Linked DNA regions of Homo sapiens: regions 1 and 2 are each linked to region 3. The links are chromatin contacts, found by Hi-C or POLR2A ChIA-PET in ENCODE. All regions are on one chromosome and are shown on one strand. Each heading gives the region's core, a stretch centred on a gene start or an enhancer-like site at or near the end of the contact. The rest is flanking DNA. Distances are from core to core; before and after follow the strand shown.

What was found. Hi-C counts contacts between places; a loop is a spot of excess contacts on that map. ChIA-PET counts read pairs that join two places held with the same protein, here RNA polymerase II (POLR2A). Pooled maps may share reads with other maps.
Region 1: a loop to region 3 is called in a pooled map, with 3 times the contacts of the local background. The contact joins two enhancer-like sites. A Hi-C loop is called at or near these places in 2 of 37 single-sample maps with no recorded cell type and 3 of 50 pooled maps. POLR2A ChIA-PET finds 5 or more read pairs at or near these places in 1 of 52 experiments (CD4-positive, alpha-beta T cell).
Region 2: a loop to region 3 is called in a pooled map, with 2.2 times the contacts of the local background. The contact joins two enhancer-like sites. A Hi-C loop is called at or near these places in 2 of 50 pooled maps. POLR2A ChIA-PET finds 5 or more read pairs at or near these places in 6 of 52 experiments (A673, T-cell, activated CD4-positive, alpha-beta T cell and 3 more).

What each region holds. Positions count from the first base shown.
Region 1 is chr7:130,957,562-130,961,602 of GRCh38, forward strand. The region is part of intron 5 of LINC-PINT (long intergenic non-protein coding RNA, p53 induced transcript); the gene reads right to left. Among named protein-coding and RNA genes, the nearest start is that of LINC00513, 46 kb to the left of the region's middle. RefSeq lists enhancers at 558-617, 2,436-3,635, 2,962-3,051, 3,605-3,694. Within about 2 kb of position 2,475, at least 16 of the 41 ENCODE cell types and tissues checked have a DNase peak (open chromatin) inside an H3K27ac peak, as active enhancers do.
Region 2 is chr7:130,894,595-130,899,227 of GRCh38, forward strand. The region is part of intron 6 of LINC-PINT (long intergenic non-protein coding RNA, p53 induced transcript); the gene reads right to left. Among named protein-coding and RNA genes, the nearest start is that of LINC00513, 17 kb to the right of the region's middle. Within about 2 kb of position 2,542, at least 28 of the 41 ENCODE cell types and tissues checked have a DNase peak (open chromatin) inside an H3K27ac peak, as active enhancers do.
Region 3 is chr7:131,217,858-131,221,931 of GRCh38, forward strand. It overlaps a transcript of MKLN1 not described here. Among named protein-coding and RNA genes, the nearest start is that of MKLN1-AS, 110 kb to the right of the region's middle. RefSeq lists an enhancer at 1,226-1,295 and a silencer at 3,179-3,379. Within about 2 kb of position 1,879, at least 16 of the 41 ENCODE cell types and tissues checked have a DNase peak (open chromatin) inside an H3K27ac peak, as active enhancers do.

The sequences.
Region 1 (4,041 bases), core at 1,225-3,724, 260 kb before region 3:
TTTATTAGTATTCCTGGAAATATTTGAGAATTACATCAACATAACAACAACAACAACAACAAAAAAGAACTACAAGAAAAAGCTCTATGAAATTAAAAATGCAAGCCTCAAATAACAATAGGGAACACTATGTGTGCACATGCTTGAGTAACTTAACCTCACACTTGTACTTCTTTTTTCCTTTTTTTCTTTTCTTTTTTTTTTCCTGAGACACAGTCTCATTCTGTCGCCCAGGCTGGAGTGCAGTAGCGTGATCTCAGCTCACTGCAACCTCTGCCTCCCAGGTTCAAGCAATTTTCCTTTCTCAGTCTCCCAAGTAGCTGGGATTACAGGTGTGCACCACCACGTGCAGCTAACTTTTGTATTTTTAGTAGGAATGGGTTTTTGCCATGTTGGCCAGGCTGGTCTCAAACTCCTGACCTCAAGTGCTCCACCCACCTCAGACTCCCAAAGTGTTGGGATTACAGGCGTGAAACACCACACCCAGCCTTTGTATTTCTGATTTAATCTACCATATAGACAATACCTTACCTAGAATGTGTTATATTTTACAGTACTGTCAACAGTTTGTAATGGCATATGTGGACTATGTTCATGACAAAGGGACAGTGCCACCATGTCCACTGTTCAAGAAAACCTGAGTCTGTTTTTAACTCCTCTGCAAGTTTACAGTTTACTTCTCTCAATACCTGCTCATCTTTTCTACAGAAGGGGAGTAACCAAAAGTCACAGGTTTTTTTTGTTTTCGTTTTGTTTTTTTGAGACAGAGTATCACTCTGTCACCCAGGCTGGAGTGCAGTGGTACAATCTCGGCTCACTGAAACCTCTGTCTCCCAGGTTCATGCAATTCTCCTGCCTCAGCCTCCTGAGTAGCTGGGATTACAGGAGTGTGCCATCACACACGGCTGATTTTTATATTTTTAGTAGAGACAAGGTTTTACTATGTTGGCCAGGCTGGTCTTGAACTCCTGACTTCAGGTGATCCGCCCACCATGGCCTCCCAAAATGCTGGGATTACAGGCATGAGCCACTGTGCCTGGCCATGTTTTGTTTTGAGACAGAGTCTTGCTCTATCGCCTAGGCTGTAGTGCAATGGCACGATCTCAGCTCACTACAACCTCTGCCTCCCGGGTTCAGGTGATTCTCCCGCCTCAGCCTCCCGAGCAGCTGGGATTACAGGTACCTGCCACCATGCCCAGCTAATTTTTGTATTTTTAGTAGAAACGGGGTTTCACCATGTTGGCCAGGCTGGTCTTGAACTCCTGACCTCAGTGATCCACCTGCCTCGGCCTCCCAAAGTTCTCGGATTACAGGCATGAGCCACTGCACCTGGCCCGGTCATGTTTTTAGAGTGACATATGAAGACTCCTAGAAAATATTAATACAGAAGAACTAGCTTACTATGAAGATTTCAAAATACTAATACAAATTAATGAGGTACACGTGAAATCTTCCCTGGGGAACTTCATGAAGAAGATAAGCATCCCTCCTATCTGGGTAATTTGCATACCCTCCTTCCTTAAACGCTGAGGCACGGATTGGTTCATTGGTTCAAAACCCTATCCATTATTCTCATAGCTCTCTTTATATGACAAAAAAATTCTGTCATGTCCCATTTACTACTCTAAAATCAAATTTGTTGATAATATTAACTACTGTACATGCAGCTTTAAAACATGAATATCCTAAATGTACATAAAAGATAATCTAAAAGAAGCAATTTATAATAAAAAATACTTCACATTTCATTATATAAATAATTTTCAGGTACAATTAACTATGTAATCAAATAGATGCTTGTAACTTACTTATAAAGAAGAAGCTTGTATTTAAGAGAAGTCAGATTAGAAGCTTTCCATATTAAAAGTGCAGGAAAATGAAAGAAGTAGTATAGGTGGACCAGAGAATGAAAATGAATCTATTCTGTGTATATTAAAAGTATGCAAAAATTATTTTGCATTTTTATGAAAAAATAAAGTCTAGGTTCAGAAAATTATAAACTGATCTTTCCCTACACGAATGTCCAACAGGATAACTGAAAGTCATGTGTACTACAGGGCAATTCTTTATCTCTTTTCTACTGTGGGACATTAAGTTCTCTCGCTCTCACTCATGAAATATCCTTCATTAGGCTGGGCGAGGTGGCTCATGCCTGTAATCCCAGCACTTTGGGAGGCCGAGGCCGGCGGATCACCTGAGGTCAGGAGTTTGAGACCAGCCTGACCAACATGGGGAAGCCCCGTCTCTACCAAAAATACAAAAATTAGCTGGGTGTGGTGGCTTGGGCCTGTAATCCCAGCTACTCACGTGGCTGCAGCAGGAGAGTTGCTTGAACCCAGGATACGGAGGTTGCAGTCAGTTGAGATCACACCACTGCATTCCAGTCTGGGCAACAGAGTGAGACTCCATCTCAAAAAAAAACCAGAAAAATCCTTCATTGTACCACCAGAATACCCTCATAAATTTCCACTCTGTCACCTAGGGGGCGGTACTGCTTCCATGAGAACTCCTGACCAGATCATCTATGGGAGTTTCCTTTTAGTCTTCATCGTCCGTCGCACTGAGAATCAAATCCTGATGGACAAATCAGCAACATAGCTAGGAAGCACAGTAACTTAATATAAAAAAAGACTATGAAGAAATTAATTTAGTTTAGGCTTATGCCATTAACTGTAGCCATATTCAACATAATTTCCTCTTTTTGAGTTCAGGATGATTGGTTACTCCACATAGAACATGGAGTGGAAAGCTGTATCTTTGTGACTTTTATTTAGATAGCACAAAATGAGCCTGATTTTTAAAATGTGAACATTCAAACCTGGCTAACTAATGATAAAAAAGGGAGTTTTTCATAGAACTCTACAACTCTCATTTCCTCAAAACAAGAATTAATGCATTCTTTCACATGCGGTCATTACAGGAAGGGGGGGTAGCCATTTACTGTAAATGCCTTTCTGATGCAATTCTACTACCTCTTTCAAAGACAGAATTCATCCAAGAAGCCTTAGTCACTTCTTCAAGAAAAATGCCACCGCGCTGAATGTACACAGACTAAACCACATGCCTAAGGAAAAAAGATGAGCTGATTCCACCATTAGAACACAGTTCGGGAGAAAAGTGGCAGAGAGAGAGAGCTCATAGCTTGTCAGAGCAGATCAAGTAGTATGTCTGAAAATCCGCCCTTTAATGTAACAGTCACTGTTTCATAAATCAAATGCAAACATAGATTTCCCCTCTGCCTAACTTTTAAAGTATACTTCCTAAAAATATAAGACCCCACTTCTAAGCCAGTAGCAACTGTGGTGATTTAATTTTTAAAGTTTCATGCACGGAAAGAAAAATGGAATCTTATCTTTTAAAATTTGAAAATGAAACTATGTTTTGAAGAGGGTAGATTTCACAGGAAAAGGGTAAGACAGTGGATAATACGATAAAGCAGTTTGGATGGAAAAACTTCAGACAAATAGTTCTGAACTCTTCTCAAAGAGAGGATCAATTTTTCTAAAACCTCAAAACCACCCAAAGGGAAAAAAAGGAATAATTTCTCCAGTTTATCCTTACCCGGATGAGCATGAATTCTTCTAACAGCCAGATGCACACACTTGTTTTTATGGAGGAGTTACTGCTGAGCCAAAGCCCAGGAGTCACTCAAGACTGGAGGCTGCGTGCTGCTGGAGCCCGAAATCCCCTTGATGAATGAAACTGCACATCGTAATATACACATTCAGAGCGGGCTATTGGCTAAATGAAGGCAATGCGTGTGGAAGTCTGATTTGCCACCTTCAGGGCAGGCGTCTTATATCCTAATTCAGAAAGATGACAGGCTTTTTTTTTTTTACTCCCTAGACAGTCAAAACTAGAAAGGGTTCGTTTTTCTGTAGCCTTCTCCCCAACCCTACGGAAACCACAGAGAGAACAAACCACAGTGAGACTTGACTCCTTAACTAGGCAATGCCAATGAGAAAAGAATTATGTTGACACTGGCAATTTACAAATAAGTCTCACACCACTGCCAAAGCTTGTTCGTGTTACATGACTGCC
Region 2 (4,633 bases), core at 1,292-3,791, 320 kb before region 3:
AAAATGAAGGTAGGGCCACAGGGCACCTCCCACTCTCAAAGGGAAAAGACGGCCCTGGATCATCTTTCTAAAACACCACTTTGATGAAGTCGCCATGGTTTTCTAAAGTAATAAATGGCAGCCACTACCTGCAAGATAACAGAGTGCATTTGAAACCTTTCCACCACCTAAGTCCAACCCACCTTCAGGGCATTCGCTCTACTTCCTTAGATAAAGCCTCTGCTGGGGTTAAGATGTTCTGTCTCCGCTGCCCCCACTCTGCAGGCTTTCTCCTCCCGCTGGCTGGTGCAGAGAATGGGGGAGCCATTAGGAGCCACAGACACTGAGCTATTCTACATGGAATTCTTTTTATTGTTTGATCTATTTCACATGTACAAAGCTTTGACCTTCCAGTTCTAAGAATTCCTACTTAGAACTGGTAGGTTCTAAGAACTCCTACTTAGAACTGGTAGGTTCTAAGAACCTCCCTGGACCGATTCTGGCACATGTCTCTTCTGAACTCACAGAGCTTGTGCCTTAACAATTTAGAGTCAACTGACTTTGCTGTCCTCTCTAATGTGTTAAGTTTCAGTCCGTGACAAACATTGACAAGACGTGTACCTCATCAAGCACTGTAAAGGGAAAGGACATGACCCCTGCGGCAGAGGTCCACAGTCACACAGATGACAGAAATGTGCCCGATGCCTTCCAATGTATGTCACAAACGCGTATTTGACAAGGGAGAGCAGAGACTCTGCAGGTGGTGAGTTTTGCCTGCAGCGCCACAGAAGTCTTCATTGGGGAGCTCCAGGCTGGATTTTAAAGGAAAAGCCGAATTTTAAAGGAAGAACAGGTTAAACACCGAAGGAAAATGGGGAGGAGTGAATGTTTCAAGGAACACGTATACCAAACAACAGAGTGCATTCTCTCCAGCTCTGCAGCTCGGGGTTCCAGGGTCGGGGGTCCCACAAGGTGGGAAGGAGAAGCAGGCCTTATCACGAAGGGCTTTGTAGGACAGGCCGAGTGTGTACGACGTTTGAGGTGGAATGACAGGGCTACGCCCTGTGGAAGGGGCCGACTGTAGGACTGCTCGGAATTGGGAGTTTGACAGGAGAGAGGCACTTTCACAGACATTATCTGGTTTGATCACCACCCCTTCTTGAGCCATATATTTGGCGATTAATTGTGCACTTGTGACATGTTCCTTTCTGCTGTCTGTTCCTTAATGCCCCCTGCTTTTTTGTCTTGTCCCCAGCTGGGCTATCTGTTCCTGGCGGCCACAGAACAATACCTTCTTTAATGGCTCCCACAGTGACCAGCACGTGCCTTAAACTCAGAGCAGGTCAATCAATCAAACTCCTTTTAACTGAAAGTTTAGGATGTGCTTTTGCCACACTCTCAAGTAAGTAAGTAAATTCATCAGCAAATACCAAGTCCTAAAATAATGAATGGTACTTAGGAAACACATAAAGAGTGGTAGAAAACTAGATGGGCTGGGGTCATCCTGTGGAGGCCCTGGACGGCCCGGCTAAAGCATTTGGAACTCCTCTGTAGAAGTGTTTTGATAAAGAAATGATGTGATTGAAGCTATGCTTAATAGAAGATGAATTTGGCAGTAGGATGGGCTGGAGGGAGACAGTCGCTGTGGTGGTAGAAAGAAGAGGTGAAGAAGTGTTGCCAAGCCAGGTGAGAGCGTTTGCTACCATCTGCACTAGCACGCAGCGCCGTTCCTCTAGGGCCCCTGGAGCTTAAGGTAGTTCTTTTCTCACATCTGTCGCACTTAGGAAGATCACATGGTGATGCTGGCTTTTATTCTCCCTCCCTTTCTTCCTTCTAATAATTAGCAAGCAACAGTTATCTGCCAGACACTGTGCTATTACACAAGGGGGAGAGAGATGAAAGGCAGTCTCTACTCTGATGCCTTGTGGGAGAGGAAGAAAAGTATCTGGTTAAAACGCAGCATATTGAATTCTCTGATATGCCCTCCCTCCCTCTCTCTCCCCCTGCTGGCCAGTCTGTCTTCCATTTCTTTCTTTTTCTTCCAAAAAAAGGATCTGAGGCATAATGAAGGAAGTCAGCTAGGAATGGGGAAGAAGGAAGCTAATCTAATGCGAGGAATCCCTGGAGGAGGTGGCACCTGAGATGACTTTCAGGTGAGCAGGTATCAGCCAGAGGAAACCAGGAGGAAGGGAGAAGAGACGTGCGCAGACACAGGCTGGGGCAGAGGAGTGGGCTTAGCGGCCTCCTGAGACATGAGCTGGAACCTGGAAAATGAGGAGCCATGAAAGAGCTTTAATGAGAGAAAGACAATGACATCTACGCTTTAGAAGGATCGGTCTGGAGACAGCAGAAGGGCTTATCGGAAGGTAGTGACTCTGTAGTCAAAGAGATAGCAAAGTACAGATTTGAGAGATGCCACAACAGACGCATTAAGCCCTGGAGCTGGAATGATATGCACACTGAGAGAGTGAGGGAGTGAGGTCCTTGCTGAAGACCTTTAAAATGAGTTTATTTCACCCAGAAGCTCCAGCAAGGGACACACTCACTGCCTTGTGCTGGCCACGAGGTGGCAGCCTCGCACAGCCATTTTAGCAGAAAATGCGTCCCATCCTCACCGGCGCTCACCACCACGTGGGCAGAGCCACTAAAAAAATTCCACCACGGGGACAGGAGCTCTCTGAGCTTGCCCCATAAACACGCTTTTCTCCCACAGAAAGCCTCCACAGAAGCAATGAAAAAGTCAGTTGATTTGGGGAGAGAAGCGTAAAAGCTCGTGCTCTTCAGAGAGCTCTGGGCTGTTTCAGGGTGGCGGCCGAGCCCTCTGACAACTGCGAAGAGACGGAGACAATACAGGCTGGGGATGAAGCGGTTCGATGAAGGGCATTACCCCCAACGAGAACCAACTGGAGAACCAACTCGTGGAGAGCTCGGGCCCCATGACTCAGTCTGACCCGACGCTGGCGAATGCTGCTGAGGACCCTGAAAACCTGCAGGGACCCTGTCCCAGGCCAGCGACAGCCACCCCTCAGGGCCCCTGGTCTCTGTCAGGCAATGCGGGTCATCTGAGGGAGGCTGGGCCACAGATTCCACGTGTAGCTGGGAGGGGTTGCTGCGTCTGGCGAGGCAAGGGCTGCTGTCTAAACTTCCAAGGGAATGGTGTGGGCACCCCAGGAGGAAGGGATGCCCTGACCCCGCTGCATAGTCGAGGGCATGGAGAACCCATCCGACTGTGGCCTTGTGGCCCATCCCCATTCTCTGACGGGCTCATTGTGATTTTCAGCCACTTGCTATTTGCCACTCAGAGGCAAAGCGGCTGCAAGAGGTAGGAGAAAGCAAGAGACTCCCTCACCTGGAATAGAGCATCCACCGCGATCCCAGAAAAGACAAATCCCGTTGCAGGCACTTCAATCCACACAGCAGTCCTGGGATGAGGGTCCTGTTACCATCCCCATTTCACAGATGAGGAAACTGAGGCACAAAGCATGAAGTAACTTGAACGTGCCCAGAGTCACACTGCTAGCAAGGAGCAGAGCTGGAGTTTAGGCCCAGGTGGCCTGACCTCAGAGCTTGTGCACTACCCGCTGCCTGGTACAGTCCACAGAGAGGGGGCCAGTGCCCGGCCCAGAACCACATGCCCTGGGGCTGGAGACAGGTCAGGGCAGCCGAAAGGTGGAGCGCCCTCTCCAGCACTTCTTCCTCACCCCCTGCGGCTTTCTCCTGTGCTCCGACTGCCACCACTTGCTTGGGCAGCCAAGCATGACAAACTGGCCAGCCACCAAGCAGGACTTTTCAGAGGAGGAGTAAAAACCCTTGTATGAACGTACACTCTTCTTGTCACACACAAACGCCCTTCCTTCCACCTTCAAAGGTGATTCTGAGACTGCCCGTTTTTATCTTTGCTTCAGTTGTGCTTGATTTACAGCCTCCTGAGGTGTTTTGTTTTGTTTTGTGTTTTGTCTCTGTCACCCAGGCTAGACTGCAGTGGCGCGATCTCAGCTCACTGCAACCTCTGCCTCCCGGGTTCAAGTGATTCTCCTGCCTCAGCCTCAGCCTCCCAAGTAGCTGGGATTACAGGCACCCGCCACCACACCTGGCTAACTTTTTTTGTATTTTCAGTAGAGACAGAGTTTCACCATGTTGGCCAGGCTGGTCTCGAACTCTTGACCTCAAGTGATCTGCCCGCCTAGGCCTCCCAAAGTGCTGGGACTACAGGCATGAGCCACGCGCCCGGCCTCCCTGATGTTTTTAACTAACATTGCTAGTGGTTTAAGTTGGGCACCGACAAGTATTAGAACGTAATTGCAGAGGTCACGTTGTTTGAACACCGGAACTTCAAGGCGTGCTTGAACCACCTGATCAAAGGAGAAGGGACTGAGGACCAACAGGAGTGGGGCTAAAGGCATCCTTCTGCTCCAGTTTCCTGTGAACCCGCTCCTCTGAGGAAAGGAGTAGTCCCCACGGAAGACACAGGATCCTTCTGGGGGTCCTCCTTGGCCACGTCACACTTCCAGACTGTGTGGCGGGACACTGACCATCAAGCCGACAGACGTGGGTTTTAAAGCTACGCCTTAAAATCAGCAACTCCCTTTCCTCATGAATATTTTAGTGTGTAATATAGAAGATGTTTTTACACTGAATTAAAGTGCCTGCCACT
Region 3 (4,074 bases), core at 629-3,128:
ACCGGGTTCTTCTTGCCTGCTGCCCAGAAAAGTCAATGCAAAACTAGCAGGTTCTGCAGCAAAGAAAGAGTTTAATAAATGTGGGGCCAGCCAAATGGAAGGACAGGAGATAATTCTCAAATCCGCCTCCCCAAGAATGTGAGGGCTAGGGTTTTTCCAGGATAGTTTGGCAGGCAGGAGCTAGGGAATGGGGAATGCTGATTGGTTGGGTTGGGATGAAATCATAGGGGCTTGAAAGTGTTTTCTTGCACTGAGTCAGTTCTCGGGTGCAGGTTATGGGTCTGAGTGGTGCCAGTTGGTTCATACGGAATACAAGGTCTGAAAAATATCTCAAATACCATTCTTAGGTTTTACAATAATGATGTTATCCATAGGGGCAATTGGAAAAGTTATAAATCTTGTTACCATTCGCTACATGACTCCTGAGTAGTAAGTAGTTTTTAAAGGCAAGTTATAAAACAATGACTGATTAGAGTTTAATTATGTGTATATCTTAGCAGAATTCAGACCTCTGTCACAATTCTAACCTTGTGGACTTACGTTAGTTATATGAAAGTGGTTTTGGTCCCTGAGCAAGTAGAGGGGGTTAGTTCAGGAAAGAAGTATCATCGTCTTTGTTTTGAAGTTAAACTATGAACTAAATTCCTCCCATAATTAGCTTGGAATGAGCAAGTTAGCCTGTGAGGTTAAAACAAGATGTAGTTAGTTATGCTACATTTCCTTCACTGTCGTAATTTTTGTATAGGTGGTTCCCAGTGGATAAATAAAATGTGGTATGTGCATACAATGGATTATTATTCAGTCTTAAAAAGAAAGGAAATTCTGACACAGGCTACAACATGGATGAACCTTGGGAACATGATGCCGAGTGAAATAAGCCAGTCACAACAAGACAAATACCTCAAGGTCTCTCTGACCTTCCAACCTTCCCCCCGACCCCCGACCTCTACCAAAGAAATTGAAGTTCCTTTATCTGCCTGAGATCAGTCTTACCAAGGAGAACAAGCATTTTCTTCCCCTCTCCGGAAGACCAAGAATGTAACCACAGATGAACAGACCCTTTCACAAGATAGTGCCTGTCTTTCAGACTCATTTATGAGACTAATTTATGAGTGTGATTACACTCATGTGAAGTATCTAGAATGGTCAATTCTTAGGAACAGAAAGCAGAATGGTGGTTGCCAGAAGCTGGGGGAGGAAGGAGAAATGAGAGTTGTTTAATGGGTACAAAGCTTCAGTTTTGCAAGATGGAAAATTTTGGAGATTGATGGTCCAACAATGTGAACACACTTAACACAAATGCACAGTAGACTTAAAAGTGGTTAAGATGGCAAATTTTATATTTTGGGTATTTTTTACCACAATTTTAAAAATGTTAAAAAAAAAAATAGTGTTAGCATCCAGAGGGCAGAGGCATTTCTAACATCTTGCAGAATGCCTGATATAATAGTAGGCACTTGATAAATATTTTGCCTCCCCTTGGTTTCTGTGCCCCATCCTGTGTCCTACACAACAGGACAAAGGCCAAGTCGTTCTGTGAGCCAATTCAGCAAACAAAGGCACTTCTCTCTCCAAGGCACAGAGAAGAATTTCGAATATTTGTGATTTGAAATTTGTCCTGGTCACACCAACTATTCTTTACTTCTCAGATATGCTTATCTGAGTTCTTTTGGCATTTAACTTGTCTAAAGATAGATACTGTTTCTACTTCCCAAAACAGAATTGTGATGGACTTTGTAAGGAAAAAAAAAAAGTGGGAGGAAGTCTGTGAAATGAAATCATTATTAGGCCATGGTACAAATGGCTGTCGGGCCCTGGGTTCAGCCCAGCACAGGAGGAAGGGTGAGGTAATTAGCATGGATTTGCAATTCTGCAGCTCGCTTTTGTTCCCTCCCTCCACTGGCTGTGTCTGATTCTAGTCACTGGGTTTATTCTCTTGTGTTTGTTTTTTTCACTTGGCCAAAAATAGAGAGACAAAAAAAGTTTCCTCATACTTACTTCAGCTTTTTACTTTTTTCCTTGTGTGTTTGGTTTCCTCTTACGTGATCCTTCCTTCTTCCTGCCACCTGCTAGTTTCTCTATGGTGGGGCTCAGAAACCAACATCCCACAATATGGCGCACTGACATGCCGCACTGAGGAATCCTCAAGGTCTCTCTGACCTTCCGACCTTCCCCCCTCACCTCCAATCTCTACCAAAGAAATTGAAGTTCCTTTATCTGCCTGAGATCAGTCTTACCAAGGAGAACAATTGTTTTCTTTCCCTCTTTGGAAGACCAAGAATGTAACCACACATGAACAGACCCTTTCACAAGATAGTGCCTGTCTTTCCACTCATTTATTATTCCAATGAAAACTATTTACAAGTTAATTTCTAGTCCCCATCCTATCATTCTCCCTAGTAATCATTTATTGCCCCTCAACAGAATTCTCTTTCTCCCCACTCCCATAACCTGTTTTATAAGGATCAAGCCCCCATTTTTTTCTGTAACCTCAAGACGGTATCAAAGCTTCTGTATCTCATTGGGAAGCTGGATCTTCATTCTGAAGGCCCTTGTATACATGTAACCGTAATAGGTTCATTGCCCAATGCCCACGCAAGTCAATATACCGAGACACCTGGTTGGAGCAGAGAAAGAGGTTTAATCATAGGGTCACTGAACAAGGAGATGGGAGAAAAACTCAAACACATCTCCAGGAGGAATTTGGAGTTAGGGTTATTAAGGGTTTTGGAGTGGGCCAGTGTGGAGGTCATCAGTTGGTAGAAGAGTGTAGCGTGACATCATGGGACAGGGAGATGAAGCAGCTATTCGCTCATGCTGATCCTCTTCCTCTGTGGGGGGTCTTCAAATTGGTTGCTAGAATTAGAGGTCTAAAAAACATCTTAAGTGATCCTTAAACAAAAGCCTTATGATTGATTCTGACGTCAGATATCCCGTCTGGAGGAACAGAGAGGGTACAAATCTTCAGTATCTAGTGACTTTTAGCAACAAGGAAGTGGGCCAAAGTGCAGCCTGATTAATGCTTATATTTAATTAATGATATTATATAACATATTATGTAATATATTCTATGAATGCACTATGAAATACCTGTATTTCTGTCCAGAACCTGGCATGCAATTCTTGTCAACCCTGTGTGGGTAGTTTCATGCATATGAAGTCAATTTGTATACCTTTTCTCCCATGTTAATCCATCTGCCTCATATCAGTGATTTTGCAGCAAACCTTTATCTGCTTTTCCTACCTTTCTCAAGAATAGCTTTTCCTTGTGTTCTGTAACCCTGGCTTGGTGCACAGTATGCGTGATGGACAGGTTGAGTTGCAACACTTGGTGACAGTACAGACATGGAGCCTGGAAAGGGCCTGCGGGGTTTGAATTGAGGGATGCCCATTTCTGGTCCAAGCCCTGGGTGGAGCTCCCCATTGTTGGTTCATGGCCCTGGGCGTGCACATGGCCAAGAAGCAGAGTAGAGCAGAGGTGCCCTGCCTAGTGCTGGAGGAGAAAGGTGTCCAGGCATCTTCCAACCTCCTCATGCCAGTATGCTGAGAGGGTAAGTGCAGGACAGAGCCAATGGAAGACCTCCTTAGACTGGGTGAATCATGGAACCAACTGAGGTTTCCATTCTGGAGATTTGATCATGCCACTTTTTTTTTTTTTTTTTTTTTTAAAGACCGAAGTCTGGCTCCATCACCCACGCTGGAGGGCAGTGGCATGATTTAGGCTCACTGCAACCTCCGTCTTCTGGTTTGGATGATTCTCCTGCCTCAGCCTCCTGAGTAGCTGGGATTACAGGTGTGTGCCACCACACCCGGCTAATTTTTTTTTTTTTTTTTTGTATTTTTAGTAGAGGTGGGGTTTCACCATGTTGACCAGGCTGGTCTCGAGCTCCTGACCTTAGGTGATCCACCCACCTTAGCCTCCCGAAGTGCTGGGATTACAGGTATGAGTCACCATGCCCGGCCTCTTGCCACTTTTTAAATGTAACACTTAAATAGTTCTTGCTGTGTGACAGACACTGTTCAGACACTGTTCTAAGTGCTTTTATTTTATTTATTTATTTATTTTGACATGGA